Linked DNA regions of Homo sapiens: regions 2, 3 and 4 are each linked to region 1. Evidence: chromatin contacts called from ENCODE Hi-C or POLR2A ChIA-PET data. All regions are on one chromosome and are shown on one strand. The core of a region is the stretch at or near the end of the contact, and the rest is flanking DNA. Distances in the headings are between cores, read along the strand shown. Region 1 holds the start of RPL32 (ribosomal protein L32). Region 2 holds the start of TATDN2 (TatD DNase domain containing 2). Region 3 holds the start of SEC13 (SEC13 homolog, nuclear pore and COPII component). Region 4 holds the start of MRPS25 (mitochondrial ribosomal protein S25).

What was found. Hi-C counts contacts between places; a loop is a spot of excess contacts on that map. ChIA-PET counts read pairs that join two places held with the same protein, here RNA polymerase II (POLR2A). Pooled maps may share reads with other maps.
Region 2: a map of naive thymus-derived CD4-positive, alpha-beta T cell shows a loop between it and region 1 (32-fold over the local background). The contact joins the promoter of TATDN2 here to the promoter of RPL32 in region 1. A Hi-C loop is called at or near these places in 1 of 168 maps with a recorded cell type or tissue (naive thymus-derived CD4-positive, alpha-beta T cell) and 8 of 50 pooled maps. POLR2A ChIA-PET finds 5 or more read pairs at or near these places in 1 of 52 experiments (SK-N-SH).
Region 3: a map of naive thymus-derived CD4-positive, alpha-beta T cell shows a loop between it and region 1 (24-fold over the local background). The contact joins the promoter of SEC13 here to the promoter of RPL32 in region 1. A Hi-C loop is called at or near these places in 1 of 168 maps with a recorded cell type or tissue (naive thymus-derived CD4-positive, alpha-beta T cell) and 8 of 50 pooled maps. POLR2A ChIA-PET finds 5 or more read pairs at or near these places in 2 of 52 experiments (CD4-positive, alpha-beta T cell and activated T-cell).
Region 4: a map of CD8-positive, alpha-beta T cell shows a loop between it and region 1 (10-fold over the local background). The contact joins the promoter of MRPS25 here to the promoter of RPL32 in region 1. A Hi-C loop is called at or near these places in 2 of 168 maps with a recorded cell type or tissue (CD8-positive, alpha-beta T cell and naive thymus-derived CD4-positive, alpha-beta T cell) and 7 of 50 pooled maps.

The regions. Positions count from the first base shown.
Region 1 is chr3:12,839,776-12,843,542 of GRCh38, reverse strand. It overlaps RPL32 (ribosomal protein L32), which reads left to right and starts at 1,978. Exons shown (of 4, transcript NM_000994.4): 1 at 1,978-2,049; 2 at 3,301-3,401. The coding sequence starts at 3,306. It overlaps SNORA7A (small nucleolar RNA, H/ACA box 7A), which reads left to right and starts at 3,093; the gene lies at 3,093-3,231. RefSeq lists enhancers at 1,400-1,649, 1,743-2,679, 2,680-3,618.
Region 2 is chr3:10,246,833-10,250,599 of GRCh38, reverse strand. It overlaps TATDN2 (TatD DNase domain containing 2), which reads right to left and starts at 2,141. Exons shown (of 8, transcript NM_014760.4): 1 at 1,533-2,141; 2 at 986-1,405. The coding sequence starts at 1,399. RefSeq lists an enhancer at 705-1,573 and a silencer at 1,826-2,255.
Region 3 is chr3:10,319,214-10,322,980 of GRCh38, reverse strand. SEC13 (SEC13 homolog, nuclear pore and COPII component) reads left to right here and starts at 1,869. Exons shown (of 9, transcript NM_183352.3): 1 at 1,869-1,931. The coding sequence starts at 1,929. RefSeq lists a silencer at 1,634-1,713 and enhancers at 1,561-2,156, 1,904-2,203.
Region 4 is chr3:15,063,545-15,067,311 of GRCh38, reverse strand. It overlaps MRPS25 (mitochondrial ribosomal protein S25), which reads left to right and starts at 1,997. Exons shown (of 4, transcript NM_022497.5): 1 at 1,997-2,251. The coding sequence starts at 2,118. RefSeq lists an enhancer at 1,838-2,017.

The DNA of each region.
Region 1 (3,767 bases), core at 729-3,228:
CAGTAGGCCTCTGTGAAACCAAATCTACCTCCGCTTACAAGAAAGATGCTGGGCTGGCCTTCTCTCAAAGTCTTTCCAAACTTTTCTTGGCATTGACTTAGACACCCTAGGAATCTAACTTGAGAAAATGTTTTCATTAAAAAAAATCTCAGGAAGTAAAACCTCCTGAATGATTACTGAGTTGACATAAATCTTATGTGTATATTCTTATCAGAAAAAAAGTATCTTCATTTTGTGGGACACCAATTCATGTATTATTATTATTTTGAGACAAAGTTTCGCTCTTGTTGCCCAGGCTGGAGTGCAATGGCGCGATCTCCACTTACTGCAACCTCCACCTCCTGAGTTCAAGTGATTCTCGTGCCTCAGCCTCCCTAGTAGCTGGAACTACAGGCATGTGCCACCACACCCAGCTAATTTTTTGTAACTTTAGTAGAGATGGGGTTTCACCATGTTGGCCAGGATGGACTCGAACTCCTGACCACAGGTGATCTGCCCACCTCAGCTTCCCAAAGTGCTGGGATTACAGGCATGAGCCACCGCGCCCAGTCGCTGGGTCTTACAGTAACTTTATGTTTAACATTTTGAGGAAATGCTATTCTTTTCCAAAGTGACTGCACCATTTCATATTTGCACTAGCACTGTACGGACATTCCCATTTCTCTGTCCTAGTGAGTGTGAAATGGTATCTCACTGCAGTTCCAGTTTGTATTTCCCTGATGGCTAATGATGTGGATCATTTCATGTGTTCATTGGCCACAGAGAAATGTCTATTTGGATTCTTTACCCATTTTTCAATTGGGTTATTTGTCTTTATAGGTTTGTTGTTGTTGAGACAGAGTCTTGCTCTGTCACTCAGGCTGGAGTGCAGTGGCATTATCACAGCTAACTGCAGTCTAGAACTGCTGGGCTCACGTGATCATCCCAGCTCAGCCTCTCGAGTAACTGGGACTACAGGCATGCGCCACCAGCCCCAGCTAATTATTTTATTTTTTGTAGAGACAGGGTCTTACTATGTTGCCTAGGCCGGTCTTGAACTCCTGGGCTCAAGCAAATCTCCCACCTCAGACTCCCAAAGTATTGGAATTATAGGTGTGAACCATAGTGCTCAGCCAATTTGCACAATAATCTTAAATACAAAAGCTAAGCAAAACAAATCAAGAGCATCTTTAAAAACTAGGCAGTCTGGGAGGCAGGGGCTGCCGTGAGCCGTGAGATGGCACCTTTGCATTCCAGCCTAGGTGACAGAGGGAGGCCCTGTCTAAAAAAAACCAAAAACCAAAAAACAAAACAAAACAAAAAACATCTAGGCAGTAGCTCGTGCCCGTAATCCCAGCTACTCAGGAGGCTGAGGCGAGAGAATCGTTTGAGCCCAGGAGTTCAAGACCAGCCTGGGCAACAGAGTGAGACCCCATTTCTAAAAAATGAACAAAGAAAAACTAGGCAGTTTCGCCCAGTGGTTAGAAGCGTGGAGTTTGGAGTCAAGTCTCCAAATTTCATCTTCCACATATGCAAAATGGAGACAATAATAGGGGTACGTTATAGAATTGTGGTAGGCATAGTGAACTCCATCGCATGTTAGCTGTTTTCGTTACTATTTACTGTCTAAATTCGGTGATGAAATTATTAGGAAGTCTCTGTCTTGTTCTCTTCTGACCACTAAGAGGCGCACTTCGGAGTAGAAGAAACGCGGGCGGAAATAGCCCAAAAGCGGATTGGCTTCGACTTCTGGCGGAAGTAAATTCCTCCCTCCACCAGGTCTTATTAGCTCAGAAAGAATTCCAAATTTCTACGTAGTCCCAAGGATAGGTAGAATACATTTCTCAGTCCTATTCCTAGTTATTATTGTCTATTAAAACATGTATACTCAGAATTTTTGCGGCATTATTTTTTGACGTGTCTTTATTTTATTTAAAAGAGCCGGAGCCGGAAGTGCTTGCCTTTTTCCCTGCTAGGACCCAGGGGTTACGACCCATCAGCCCTTGCGCGCCACCGTCCCTTCTCTCTTCCTCGGCGCTGCCTACGGAGGTGGCAGCCATCTCCTTCTCGGTAAGTGTTAATCCGTGGCAATCCGCATTCCTGCGGGATTCATCTGGCCCCGTCGCCCAGTGGTGCGGAGGCCTCCCCTTCAGCGCGGTAGTGTCTGTGGGTATTGTTATTGTCAGCTTACTGGAGCGTGTACAGGAACAGAACGAAGCCGCCGAGTTGATAGGGCTTTGCGTCCCAGAGCCTCCTGCCCTCCGCCTGTATTCAGAGCTGCGGGCTGCTTGTTTGTTCCTTGGCGGTGGAGGGTGCTAGTTGAGGCCAGACTTCGGGGTCTCCTGGGGGCCGTGGGACGACCAGGGGTGGCCCAGCTTGACAGCTTTCAGCTGGGATCTGTGGATCCCAGCGCTCACCAATGTCGGCCCACGTGTATTCGTTCATGCCATGGCCGGCTTCTTCCGCTGCAGTCTCTGGCCCGAGGGCTGCTGCTGCGGGACCGCCAAGGAAAGACGAGCTGTAGGTCGGCTGGTCCAGCTGCAGGCAGAAATTCTGGTAGTATCTCTGGGAATATGAAGATGCAACTGCCCCCACCTTGCCTTCGAGGATATCATGGGCCAGAAGGCAGAGTCGTTTTGAATACGTGGTTCATTGAGTACCCACTCTGGGCCAGTTGATGGCTGCGAAGAGAGCAGAAGGGGTGCTGCTGTAGGAAATCAATGGCTCGGAAGACCACACTGAGGAAGGTGTGAGTTGATACTGGAAGATCTCCAGGTTTGAGGCATCTTCAGAGGTATATGGTGGTTTTGTGTGTGTTGAGGGTGTGGTAGCGCAGCAGCTCCCTAGGGAATTAGAAGGTTTTATTGAACATTTACCCTGTGACAGGCACTGCAGGCATTCAGCGCGCAGTGTCATCTTCATTTTACAGGTGAGGAAAAGACTCAGGTTCAAGTAGATGGTCAAGGCCAGTACTACCGGAAGGACCATCTGGGGGTTCGGACACTGGTGGGGTGGGATTTGCTGCCCCTTGCAAATTGAGAGTGTCTTGGGGTCAGTTTTGATTTGCTCAGCTGTTGGCATTCTTTGGGCTCTGAGTGGGTGAGGTGACCCTTGACCTCCTGGGATCGCATCTGGAGAGTGCCTAGTATTCTGCCAGCTTCGGAAAGGGAGGGAAAGCAAGCCTGGCAGAGGCACCCATTCCATTCCCAGCTTGCTCCGTAGCTGGCGATTGGAAGACACTCTGCGACAGTGTTCAGTCCCTGGGCAGGAAAGCCTCCTTCCAGGATTCTTCCTCACCTGGGGCCGCTTCTTCCCCAAAAGGCATCATGGCCGCCCTCAGACCCCTTGTGAAGCCCAAGATCGTCAAAAAGAGAACCAAGAAGTTCATCCGGCACCAGTCAGACCGATATGTCAAAATTAAGGTATGTGGTCCTGGGATGGAAATGGGTGTGGGGTGAAGAAAAGAGTTTCCAACAGTTTCTGACATCACCTAGTCAGGATTATCTTTGACCGATGAACTGGCTTGTGGAAGAGCTTTCTGTAGAAATACAGGTCTCCCCCAGTGTGCCCTAGTGCTGGTACTTATGTCTCTTGATGTGTGAAGCGAAACTTTAATGAAAAGGGACATTTGGCCGTTTTGATGTGTTCAGAGGGCTTTGCATTTGTGTCCTGTATTTTGGGTTGCCTTGTGACAGCAGGATCCCTATTTTATAGACAAGAAAACTCAGGTGCTGAGAGCAGTGTCTGCAGCTGTGCTTGCCATCTCAGTATCTACACAGTCCCCTCGC
Region 2 (3,767 bases), core at 892-3,391, 2.6 Mb after region 1:
ACACAAAAGAAACCACCAAGGCTAGGCTTAAAAACAAACACATATTCCTTAGGGCCTGTTTTAATTGCTTTTGTAAAGTAATTTTCTCTAGAGGCAGCCCATCTGATCCCAAATAAGACTGTTTCTCCACTCCTCCACAGGCAGAACTTCTCACTTCTTAAGACTCAGACCTTCAAAATCTAGGATGCAAACTCTAAGGGGAAAGTGATCTGTTTTGTTAGTAAAGAATCCCAAACACCTAGAACATTGCCTGGCACAAACTAAACCCTCAACACATATTTGTTCAAAGCCTTGATTGAGTAGATGAGCGAAATGTATCTTCTCTGTGAAGCACTCCTTGGTCTGCTCAAAGTACTTATGAAACCCTCTTGCATGTTTCCATTAGGGAATTAACAATTTAACCTCCAAAAAAAAAAGAAAAAAAAAAAAAACTAGCACCACCAAGCAAAACCCCAACATGCTGGAAACTATGACTTTGGAGAAAAGCTACACCAAGAACCGCAATTCTTGGTTCTGTGATTCAGAGTGGTTCAAAGTACAAGGGCACACAATTCTTTAAACTGACAACTAAAATAAATACATTCTTCTCTTGAGCACATAATCCACCTTCTACTGCAGTGATTCTCCAACGGGGCTGCACGTTTACAATAACCTGGGGAGCACTGAAAAATCTGGAAGCCCAGACCACACCTCAGCCCAATAAATCAGTTTCTCTGGAGTAGGAGGCAGGCCCAAGTATTTTAAAGCTTTCCAAGTAGTTCCAAAGTGCTGCCGAGTTTGAAAATTACCTCTCTACTTAACTTCAGGCCACGCGCCTGGAAGACTGCTAGGTCTTCGAGTTTGGGGGGAGTGGACTTCTAGAAAGACCTTCCAGACCTTCAAGGATGTAATGTTTTGTAGTCTCCTTCCACCAAAATTCCCATCCCCAACCTCTCAAGCCATGTGGAAGGGGCTTCACCGATTGCAAAGCGTGGCAGCCACCTACCTTAAGGCTGCAGGCTTCCTCCTCTAGAGAAGCCATTTCTTCCAAAGAGGCGTTGGCAGGACGCAGAGGGGATCCCCCTGAAGACAGGAACCCCCGAGTGTTCCGAATCAGGCAGCCTTTGGAGGCGGCCCCGCCCACACCAGGGCCCAAGAAATGTGGGGAGAAGGAGGAGGAGGAGTTATTTCTGCGGCGGGATGAGCCCCAGGATAACCTCCGCGAGCAAGCCACATCGTCCTCCTTCTGGGCTTTCAGGCGCTTGGGGCTGCTGGGCCCTCCAGAACGCGACGCAGACCTCTGAGCTGGCCGGCTGGAGGGGGCCACATCACAGGGCTCCCGGAGGCAGCTGCGCTTGCGGGGACACCCTTCCGACGTGCTGCTCCAGTTGTGCTTGACCTTGCCCCGCTCGGACGCCATGGGCACCTGCAAGGTACAGGGGGCCTGGATTCCAACACCACCCTTCCTGGCGACCCCACCTCAGATTCCCGCCACCCCGGGCCCAGGAGGACGGCAAGACATAAGGGCAGAGCCAGGGGCTAGCCTCACTGACCTTTCCCTCTTCTTTCCACTGCCCATCACAGTTCTCAAGGTTTCAGAGATGCCAAACCGTGTTGGAGAAGTCAAAGCGATCCAAAATTGACTAAAGGCTGCCGTCGGTTTCCAAGCCCACAACGTGCTTCTGAGATCAGGAAGCCTTCACTTTGCCCAGCGCTACTTCGGAGATGCCTAAGCGCTTCCGGGGCTACGAAGCGCTTTGATCAGTTTGCAATATAAAGCCCTTTAGAACTGTCAAGCGCTTCAGAAGACCACATGGCGCTTCAAGATCCACACATGGCTGCCGGATCCGCGGCCCCGGGGCCGGGCGCTTAGCCCGTAGGCCAGGGCCAGACCCGGGCGCCGCAGCCCGCCCTGCTCCTGCGGCCCAACCAGACCCGGGCCGGAAGGGGCCCGAGCGGCCCCTCGGGAGCTGGCAGCGCCCTCGACCGCCAACTCAGGACGCCCCCCGCCGGCTGCCGCAGCTGTCCCGCCGGGCAGCCCGCCGCCTGCCCCAGCCCTACAGCCCCGCCTGGCCCGGCCTCCGCCCGAACTGCGACCACTCCGGCCTCCGTGGCGCCCGCCCTCCGGAACGAGCCCTGCGGCCCGCAGGCCGGAGAGCGACAGGGGCGGGGCCTGCGCCAAACGGAAGGCGCCCATTGCTCGACCCGGCAAGGGGCGGGACTCCGAGCAAGACGCAGCCCGCCTCAAAGCCAGGCGCCTTGGAGTCGGGACGGTACGCCTTAGGAAGCTCGTCCATTGGTCAGAAGCCAGATGGGGCGGAGCCACTCACGTGGGCTCGAACAGCGGGAAGTTGAGGCCAGCCAGATGTGCAGGCAGGTGGTGTCCGCTGACGCGCCTCACTTAACGCTGTTTTCCTCAGCGCCGGCCGCTGTACCTGAAGCTTTCAGACCTGGATTTCTCATCGAGCCAAAGCAAACCGTGTACTGAGCATTATCACCCCACTTTATAGAGCAGAAAACTGTGGCTCAGAGAGACTAAGTACACACCCAGAAATGGGAAGAATTAGAATTAGAAGGCACCAAAAAAAAAAAAAAAAAGACTACACAAAAATGTGAACTATCCGCCTGGTGAAAAATATTAAAGACGGCTGGGCACGGTGTCTCACGCCTGCAATCTCAGCACTTTGGAAGACCGAGGCGGGAGGATGGCTTGAGCTCGGGAGTTAGAGACCAGCCTGGCCAGCATGGTGCGACCCCCATCTCTACAAAAAATAAAATTAGCTGGGCGTGATGCCAGCTACTCAGGCTGAGGTGGGAGGATCACTTGAGGCCGGGAGGTCGAGGCTGCAGTGAGCTGTGATCCCGCCACTGCACTCCAGCCTGGAGGACAGAGCAAGACCCTGTCTCAAAAAAGAAAAAAAATCAAAGACAAGGTACAAATTCAGAAAAATACTCGAAACATATGACAAAGGGCTGATATTCGATGTAGCAATTCTCCCAAAATAATAAAATAACTTAGTATTAAGACTGGCAAAGGAGGCTGGGTCCAGTGGCACACGTCTGTAATCCCAGCACTTTGGGAGGCCGAGGTGGGTGGATCTCTTGAGGCAAAGAGTTCGAGACCAGCGTGGGCAACATGGTGAAATCCTGTCTCTAGTGAAACACAAAAATTAGCCTGGTGTGGTGGTGGGCGCCTGTAGTCCCAGCTACTCAGGAGGCTGAGGTGGGAGGATCCCTTGAGCCTGGGAAGTCGAGGGTCCAGTGAGCCAAGATTACTGCCACTGCACTCCAGCCAGGGAGACAAAGTGAGACCCCTGTCTCAGGGAAAAAAAAAAAAAAAGGCAAAGGAAGCAATGAACAAAAACAAATCATGAAACGCTCCTAAATATAAGAAAGATGGCTCCACCTCAACCATTAAAAAAGTACATGTAAGGCCAGGTGTGGTGGCTCACGCCTGTGATCCCAGCACTTTGGGAGGCCAAGGCGGGCAGATCACGAGGTCAGGAGATCGAGACCATCCTGGCTAATACGGTGAAACCCCGCCTCTACTAAAAATACAAAAATTAGCCAGGCGTGGTGGCAGGCGCCTGTAGTCCCAGCTACTCGGGAGGCTGAGGCAGGAGAATGGCGTGAACCCAGGAGGTGGAGCTTGCAGTGAGCCAAGATTGCGCCACTGCACTTCAGCCTGGGTGAGAGACTCCGTCTCTAAAAAAAAAAAATTAATTAATTAAATTAAATTAAAAAGTACATATAAAATTATAATTTTCCACTCGTTAGATTGGCAATAA
Region 3 (3,767 bases), core at 620-3,119, 2.5 Mb after region 1:
TATCACCTAGAAAGTCAGTGGTGCAGCTATAGAGCCAAGGCCAGAGCCTGTTCCTTGAAGAACAGGAGATCTGGCAGGACGCAGCGGCTCACACCTGTAATCCCAGCACTTTGAGAGGCCGAGGAGAGTAGATCACCAGAGGTCAGGAGTTTGAGACCAGCCTGGCCAACATGGTGAAACCCCATCTCTACTAAAACTACAAAAATTAGCCAGGCATGGTGGCACATGCCTGTAATCCCAGCTACTCAGGAGGCTGAGGCAGGAGAATTGCTTGAACCCGGGAGGTAGAGGTTGCAGTGAGCCAAGATCATACCACTGGACTCCAGCCTGGGCAACAGAGCTAGAGTCCATCTCCAAAAAAAAAAAAACAAAAAAAACAACAGGAGATCCAAGAGATCCCCTGAAACCTGCCTTTGTTCCCTGCTCTAACCTAACCACCACCCCCTCACACCCCTGCAACAATTTCTCCACTAGAGGGCAATAAAAAATCTTGAAAGCTGCAGTGGGGTAGAAGAGTTGCCCAGAGGCCTGGCCCTTAATTCTAACACCCTACTCCCCTGGCCTCCCCTCCAAAGCTCCTTGACAGTTTGGGTCTATCACATTCTCTGAGCCTTAACATCTTCCTTCAAGCAGTGACCATCTCCAGCTAGGGTCCTTACTCCCAGTTTCAGCAGAGGAAACTGAAGGACTGTGACTTGCCCAAGGGGAGCCAAGGCCTCCCCCAGCTCATCTGCCTCCTTAATGTCACAAGGGGCCCAGGGCTAGACCATATGTGGCTGAGGCGGGGAGCCCAGGCTCTGTCCTCCAGTGTGGCATTCTCACTGCGCTTGTGGGGAGCCTTCAGCTGCCCTACCTTGTGAAGCCAGAGACCTGGGGTTGGGGACCCTGAGGATTAGGTCTGGGGCTCTAGCTGCAGGAGCCTGGCTGAGATCCTTCATTGCCTAGGGGGGTCTCCTTGATGGGACTTACTCAGGACCCCAGGGGATCGGTTTGGAAGGGGCAGTCCTATATAGGGGTTAGGGATGGCAGGGCCAGAGGTCCCAGCCTCTGGCGAGGGGCATTCCCTGGCCTCCTCTGCCCTGGTCCCAGTCCTTGGGTACTGAGAGGGAGACTACAACAAGGAAGCACTAGGACAGTCTACTTACTCCTAAGATGTCACTCATCCTACAACATTCATCATAAGACCAGTCGCACCCAGAGCCGTAGTGAGGCGGGTGAAGCTGCAGATAGATAGATGATAGATAGATAGATAGATAGATAGATAGATAGATAGATAGATAGATAGATTTTTTTCTTTTTTACAAGAGTGTCTCTCTGTTGCCCAGGCTGGAGTGCAATGGTGCAGTCACGGCTCACTGTAACCTCCACCTCCCGGGTTCCAGCGATTCTCCTGCCTCAGCCTGTAGCTGGGACTACAGGCGCGCGCCACTATGCCCGGCTAATTTTTGTATTTTTGGTAGAGACGGGGTTTCACCATGTTGGCCAGGCTGGTCTCGAACTCCTGACCTCAGGTGATCCACCCCCCAGCTCAGCCTCCCAAAGTTCTGGGATTACAGGCATGAGCCACCGCGCCCGGCCGATAGTTATATTAATCCTTTCTTTCATTTATGGATCTCAGGAAAAGGGCAGACTTGGTCGGGAGAGTAGACCCACCAGAGCTTCAGATTCCAAAGCCCTCCGGGTCAGGGTAACTGCGGCAACCAGAGCCCCAGCCCTCTGGTCTCGCACGTCACTGGAGGATAGGGGCTGGGCCACGGGAGGGCGGGGCGCGCCCTCTGGAAGGCGCGGAACTGCTGTGCGAGCCGAGCGCGTTGCTGCCCGGAGGCTCCTACGCCACGGCCCGTCGGGCCCGGCGCCGGAAGTGAGCTGTTCCGAGGCGCCGCCGGGAGCTGCCACGTCCGAGACCTGGAGCAGCCACCGCCGCAATCATGGTGAGTGTTGGTACTGAGGAGGCCTAGCAGGGTGAAGGCCACGGTCGCGGCCTTCACGGGTTCCTCGGCCGTCCTGAGTCCCAAATCCCAAGCTGGAGCCGTTCAGCTCCCCTCCACCGCTTAGAGATTTGGGGGGCTCTGGCCCCGTCCTTGCGGACCATTCCGAGGGGAGTCCAGAGGTGAGGCCGAGGAACCTCCCTGACTTTGCGGGGCGCGCCGCTCCTGCGTCTCCTGCCAGTCTCCCTTCCTTCTTTTCGGTCAACAATTGAAAACAAAACGAGGAACAGCAGAGGAGCTACTGTATACCGAGCCCTCAGCATTGTTCGTAATCTCCGCCTGCTAACAGCCTTGTGAAGAAGGTGCTATTCTTCTCAACACTTTACAGATGAGGACACTTGAGGTTCGGAGACGTGGAGCCTCTTGCACAGCTGCTTAAGTGGTAGTAGAGCCGAGATTTGAACCCTCCTAACCATTCCTTTCTGCCGCCTACTGCAGCTCCCAGCAGAGATGATTGAACTGTTGCTCGGGGTAGGGCCCCCAGGTAGGATGGGCACCTCGGGAAACGTAAAGATGGCCTGAACGACCCTCCGAAGGCAGGGGCTCAGGGTTTTTTAAGTCTCTGTGGCATCTGCAGTGTACATTCACTCCACACTTACTCCTTGAGTGAATGAATGACTGAAGGAGAACTAAAGAATGGAAGTATCTGGGCTGAGCCTGGAATATCTAGTACATGCATTCTTTTAGAAACATGGGTGTGTCTCAGCAGCAGGTTTGAGGGAACCTGCAGGAACCTAGAAATCAGAACACTGTGTTCTTGTTCTGCAGAGGGTTAGGTGTAAATCACTCACCTCTGGCTCTTCCACTGCAGGTTAGAGTTGAGGCTTTTATGCTCTGACATTCAGCTCATCCTAAATGAATTTTTAACTCATTATCTGATCTCAAAGAGGTGAATTATTTTGAGTGCAGGTGTTAACAGGGACCAGATAATACCAGGTCCCTGGGAAGAAGTACTCTAAGAAGTTCTCTCTCTCTCTCTCTCTCTCCCCACCCTCCCTCTCTCCCCACTCCCTCTCCCTCCCCCCTTCCTCTCCCTCTCCCTTTCTCTCTCTCCCCCTCCCTCTCTTCTCTCTCTCTCTCCCCGCTCCCTCTTCCTCCCCCCTTCCTCTCCCTCTCCCTTTCTCTCCCGCCCTTCCTCCTTCCTTCCGTCCTTTTCTCTCCCCCTCCCTCTTTCCTCCCCCCCCCCCCCCCCCGCCTTCTCTCTCTCTCTCTCTCTCTCTCTCTCTCTCTCATTCAGAAGTGTGGTTCATCAACCCTGACTGGTGGGTGAGAGTGGTTAGAATTAAATGCTGATTATTTCTAAGGTCCTTTGGTAACCTGGTTGAAACTACCTCTCAGTAAACTTTCTTCGTGAACCTACTTAACCGCAGCTTTACAGAACTCAGTGTAACAACTGCTTTACATTCTAGACAGGCAGCCTGGTGGAGTGAAGTTTTGTGGACTCAGCATTAGAAGGTTAGGGGATGGGGCTCTTTTCCCAGGTCTGCCTTGAACTAGCTCTGTGACTTTGGCAAGTGCTTTCTCTTCTCTGGGCTTCTTCATTTCCTTAGTCTGTCGCAGGTCTCTGATTGACTGTGCCCTTGGTACCCTGCCCTCCCCGCCTTCCTGTGCACTTTGTAACCTATACAGCTCGGCACATGGAGGAAACTCCTTATTGTCCTTACTTGCCTTTGCAGACTTCGGGGACCTGGTTTTTAGAGAGTCTAGAATCTGATGAGAGAACCTGTGCTTACTTGGTGTGTACCTCTTGAACTGCTTTGCAGCCATCCTCTTCCACTG
Region 4 (3,767 bases), core at 748-3,247, 2.2 Mb before region 1:
AACTAGCTGGGTGTGGTGGTGGGCACCTGTAATCTCAGCCACTTGGGAGGCTGAGGCAGGAGAATCATTTGAACCTGGGAGGCAGAGGTTGCAGTGAGCCAAGATAGTGCCATTGCACTCCAGCCTGGGTGACAGAGCGAGACTTCGTCTCAAAAAAAAAAAAAAAAAAAATTAGCCAGGCATGGTGGTGTGCACCTGTAGTCCCAGCTAAGTGGCAGAGGTGGGAGAATTGCTTGAGCCCAGGAGGTAGAGGTTGCAGTGAGCAGAGATTGCACCAGTGCACTCCAGGCTGGGTGACAGAGACTTTGTCTCAAAACAAACAAACAAACACCCTAAGAATCAAAAGGAAGTGCTAGAAGTTAAAACCTTAAATGAAAAATGCCTTAATGGGCTTATCAGTAGACTGTCCATAACCAAAGATTAAATGAATTTGAAGATAGGTCAACAGAAACTTCCCCACTAAAATGCAAAGAGAACCTCCATCACCCCGCCAGAACATTCGAGAACTATGAGGCAATTCCAGAAGACATAAAATGCATTTAACTTGAATACTAGAAAGAGAAAAGAGTGAAGAATAAATACCTGAACTAATAAATGGCTAAGAACTTTACAAAATTAATGACAGACATGAAATCACAGATCCAGGAGGCTCAGAGGACTCCAAGCAGGACAAATACAAAACATCTACAGATCTGCATTACCTTATTCTAACCCCGTAAACCAAACACCAAGAGAAAATTTGAAAGAAGCTAAAGGAAAAAGCCATCATACCTATAAATGTAATTGCATTTAATTACTTGTTTGAAACCATGCAAGCAAAAAAAGAGTGGAGTGAACTATTTAAATTGTTGAAAGAAAAACACCAGGGCCAGGCGCAGTGGCTCACGCCTGTAATCCCAGCACTTTGGGAAGCTGAGACGGGCGGATCATCTGAGGTCAGGAGTTTGATACCAGCCTGACCAACATGGAGAATCCCCGTCTCTACTGACAATACAAAATTAGCTGGGTGTAGTGGCGCATGCCTGTAAGTCCGGCTACTCGGGAGGCTGAGGCAGGAGAATCACTTGAACCTGGGAGGCGGAGGTTGCGGTGAGCCAAGATAGCACCATTGCACTCCAGAAGGGAGGGAGGGAAAGGAAAAACACTAACCTAGAATTCTAAATCTGGCAAAATCACTCTTCAAAAGAGAAGGAGAAATACCTTTCAGATCAAGAGTACTTCAGAAATGTATCTTTTTTTTTTTTGAGAGGGAGTCTTGCTCTGTCGCCCAGGCTGGAGTGCAGTGGCGCGATCTCGGCTCACTGCAACTTCCCGGGTTCGAGCGATCCTCCCACCTCAGTCTTCTGAGTAGCTGGGACCACAGGTGCTGCCACCACACCAGGCTAATTTTTGTATTTTCAGTAGAGACGGGGTTTCGCCATGTTGGGCAGGCTGGTCTCGAATTCCTGACCTCAAGCGATCCTTCCGCCTCGGCTTCCCCAAAGGCTGGGTTTACAGGCGGGAGCCACCGCGCCTGGCCCTAGAAATACATCTCACCCATAGTTTGTTTACGAAAAAATTGAGGTCCTGAGTTAAGTGGCTGAATTTAGGAAGGAATTGATCCCAAACCATCTTTTTTTCTTTTGCTAAGAAGTTTAAGTCAACGTCAGAAAGTGCAGTTTGAACTCTTCATGATAAAACTGGAGATGTTTGGGGAGAAAAATGGACAATACGTTCAATAGGACGTTATCAGCTGACTTGGTATCCAAACTGAGCTTTCCTGATTATTTCTTATTGCAATGTCTGACTTTTAGCCTATGTAAAAATATTTTCCCGTGGGTGGATGGGGAAATGACTAATTTACAGGACGCGACAACCTAAACCTTCCAAGGGGAAGGCGTCCTAAAGCGAAGCTGCACACACCGGTTCTCGCCGCGCCGGGTCGAAGGCCGCCTACAAGTCCCAGAGTGCTCCGCGGCGTGCGCTGCCCGCCGGGAAGCGTCTCCTGTGCGTCTGCGCGGGAAGTGGAACCTGGCTCTGGGGAGAAGCCGCGTGAGATCCGCGCGGGTGCTAGCTAGTCCTTTCTCGTCGCTGCTCGGCTCGCGGCCCGTGGGGTCGGCCCCGCCACCGTTGCCGCCATGCCCATGAAGGGCCGCTTCCCCATCCGCCGCACCCTGCAATATCTGAGCCAGGGGAACGTGGTGTTCAAGGACTCCGTGAAGGTCATGACAGTGAATTACAACACGCATGGGGAGCTGGGCGAGGGCGCCAGGTCAGTCGCAGCCCCGGCCGCCTGGCGAGCCGTAACCTGCTAGTCGTGCCAGCCTGCTGGTAACGTGAGGTCCCGAGTCGCTCTGGGCGGCCGTTCATCCCCGGGGCGGGCCCCCCAGGTCGGCGCTGTTACCCCCATTTTACAGAGGTCCAGACTGAGGCGGACGGCGGGGCCCCCGCCGGGCCGGCTGCAGTCGTGACGAGGTTTGGGGGGCGGAGGACAAGAACCCCACTCCTGGATCTCCTTCCTCCGGCGCGGTGGGCGAGGCTGACCCGAGGGAGGCCACCAGTTCCCTTGGCCCCTCTGGCCAGCAAGGCAAGCGCTGGGGAGGGGCAGCCGCAGATCCTTTCGGGGTGACGGGGGTGACACCCCAGGACGAATCTGAGGATAAAATGAGAGAAATAACAGCGGCGAACACTGATCATATCTCGCACAGTTCTGAATGCTTCTCGCGCTTTCTTTTTTCTGATGCCTAGAGAAACCCCAGCTTATCCCCACTCTAAGGCTGGGGAAGCGCACAGAGAGGTTAAGTAACTTGCAGCTCCACGAGACACCATGCCAGCCGGTGAGCGGTGAGCCGGGCAGTGTGGCCGCTTCCTTCGGGACTCAAGGTTTGGAAGGAAGTGATTAATTATGTCAGCTGTGCAGCGGCAGACCCTACCCCGACTAGAAGGAACTGTAGGGAACGCCTAGGATGTCTTTCAGCTTGGAGCAGAGTAGGGACTCATTGAATGGCAGTTGGCAAGTGAAAGGTTTGGATTGACCCTGAGGCAGCCCTAAGCAGTGCCTTAGGCTCTGCAGGTATGAAGTCTACATTTATTGAGTACACTCTGAGTGCTAGGCTGTGTGCTGTGTGCTGGGAGTTCAGCAGTGATGGAGGAGGCAGCCTTAGCCCGCAGAAACTTTGGGACTTGGGTGTATGTTGGATCAAAATGAGGCGTGGGGGCGGGGAGCAACTTCTTGTGGGGCATGGTCCCCTTGGTGACGGACCTTCACTGCATGGCCCTTCAAGAGATCCGGAAGCCGCTTCCTAGCCATTTGCTCTGCGCAGGTGAATCTGATAACTTGGACCTGCTTGCCTGGAATCAGCTGGCTTGATGGCTTCCTGGAAGACTTGGTCTTGGTCTTAGGGTGTATGGGCACCCAGATACTCCTTCATAACCTACTGCACAACTGTGCACACCTTTGTCCCCGGGCAACTGCCAGGCAGATAATGGGAAGGGGTGGGGGTCTCGGTGCGGCCCGCAGCGAGCTGGAGAGCACATGCCCTATCCAGAGGGCCCTTCACTGTTTGGCATTGTGGGCTCCGTGGAGAATTTCTCATTTGTCAAGAAGCTGAAATCTAGGTTTTTATGTAAATCTCTGGCTTTTAAATGGCCAGCCAATCAAAATAAGCCTGTGAGCCTCTTACTTACATTCTCAGATATTTTAATGTCCTCTAGGTAAATGGGATACAAACAGCCATTCACTGTTTCTTTGTTCCTGGTGGTAGGGGCTGGCCTGTGCCACCTGTGCC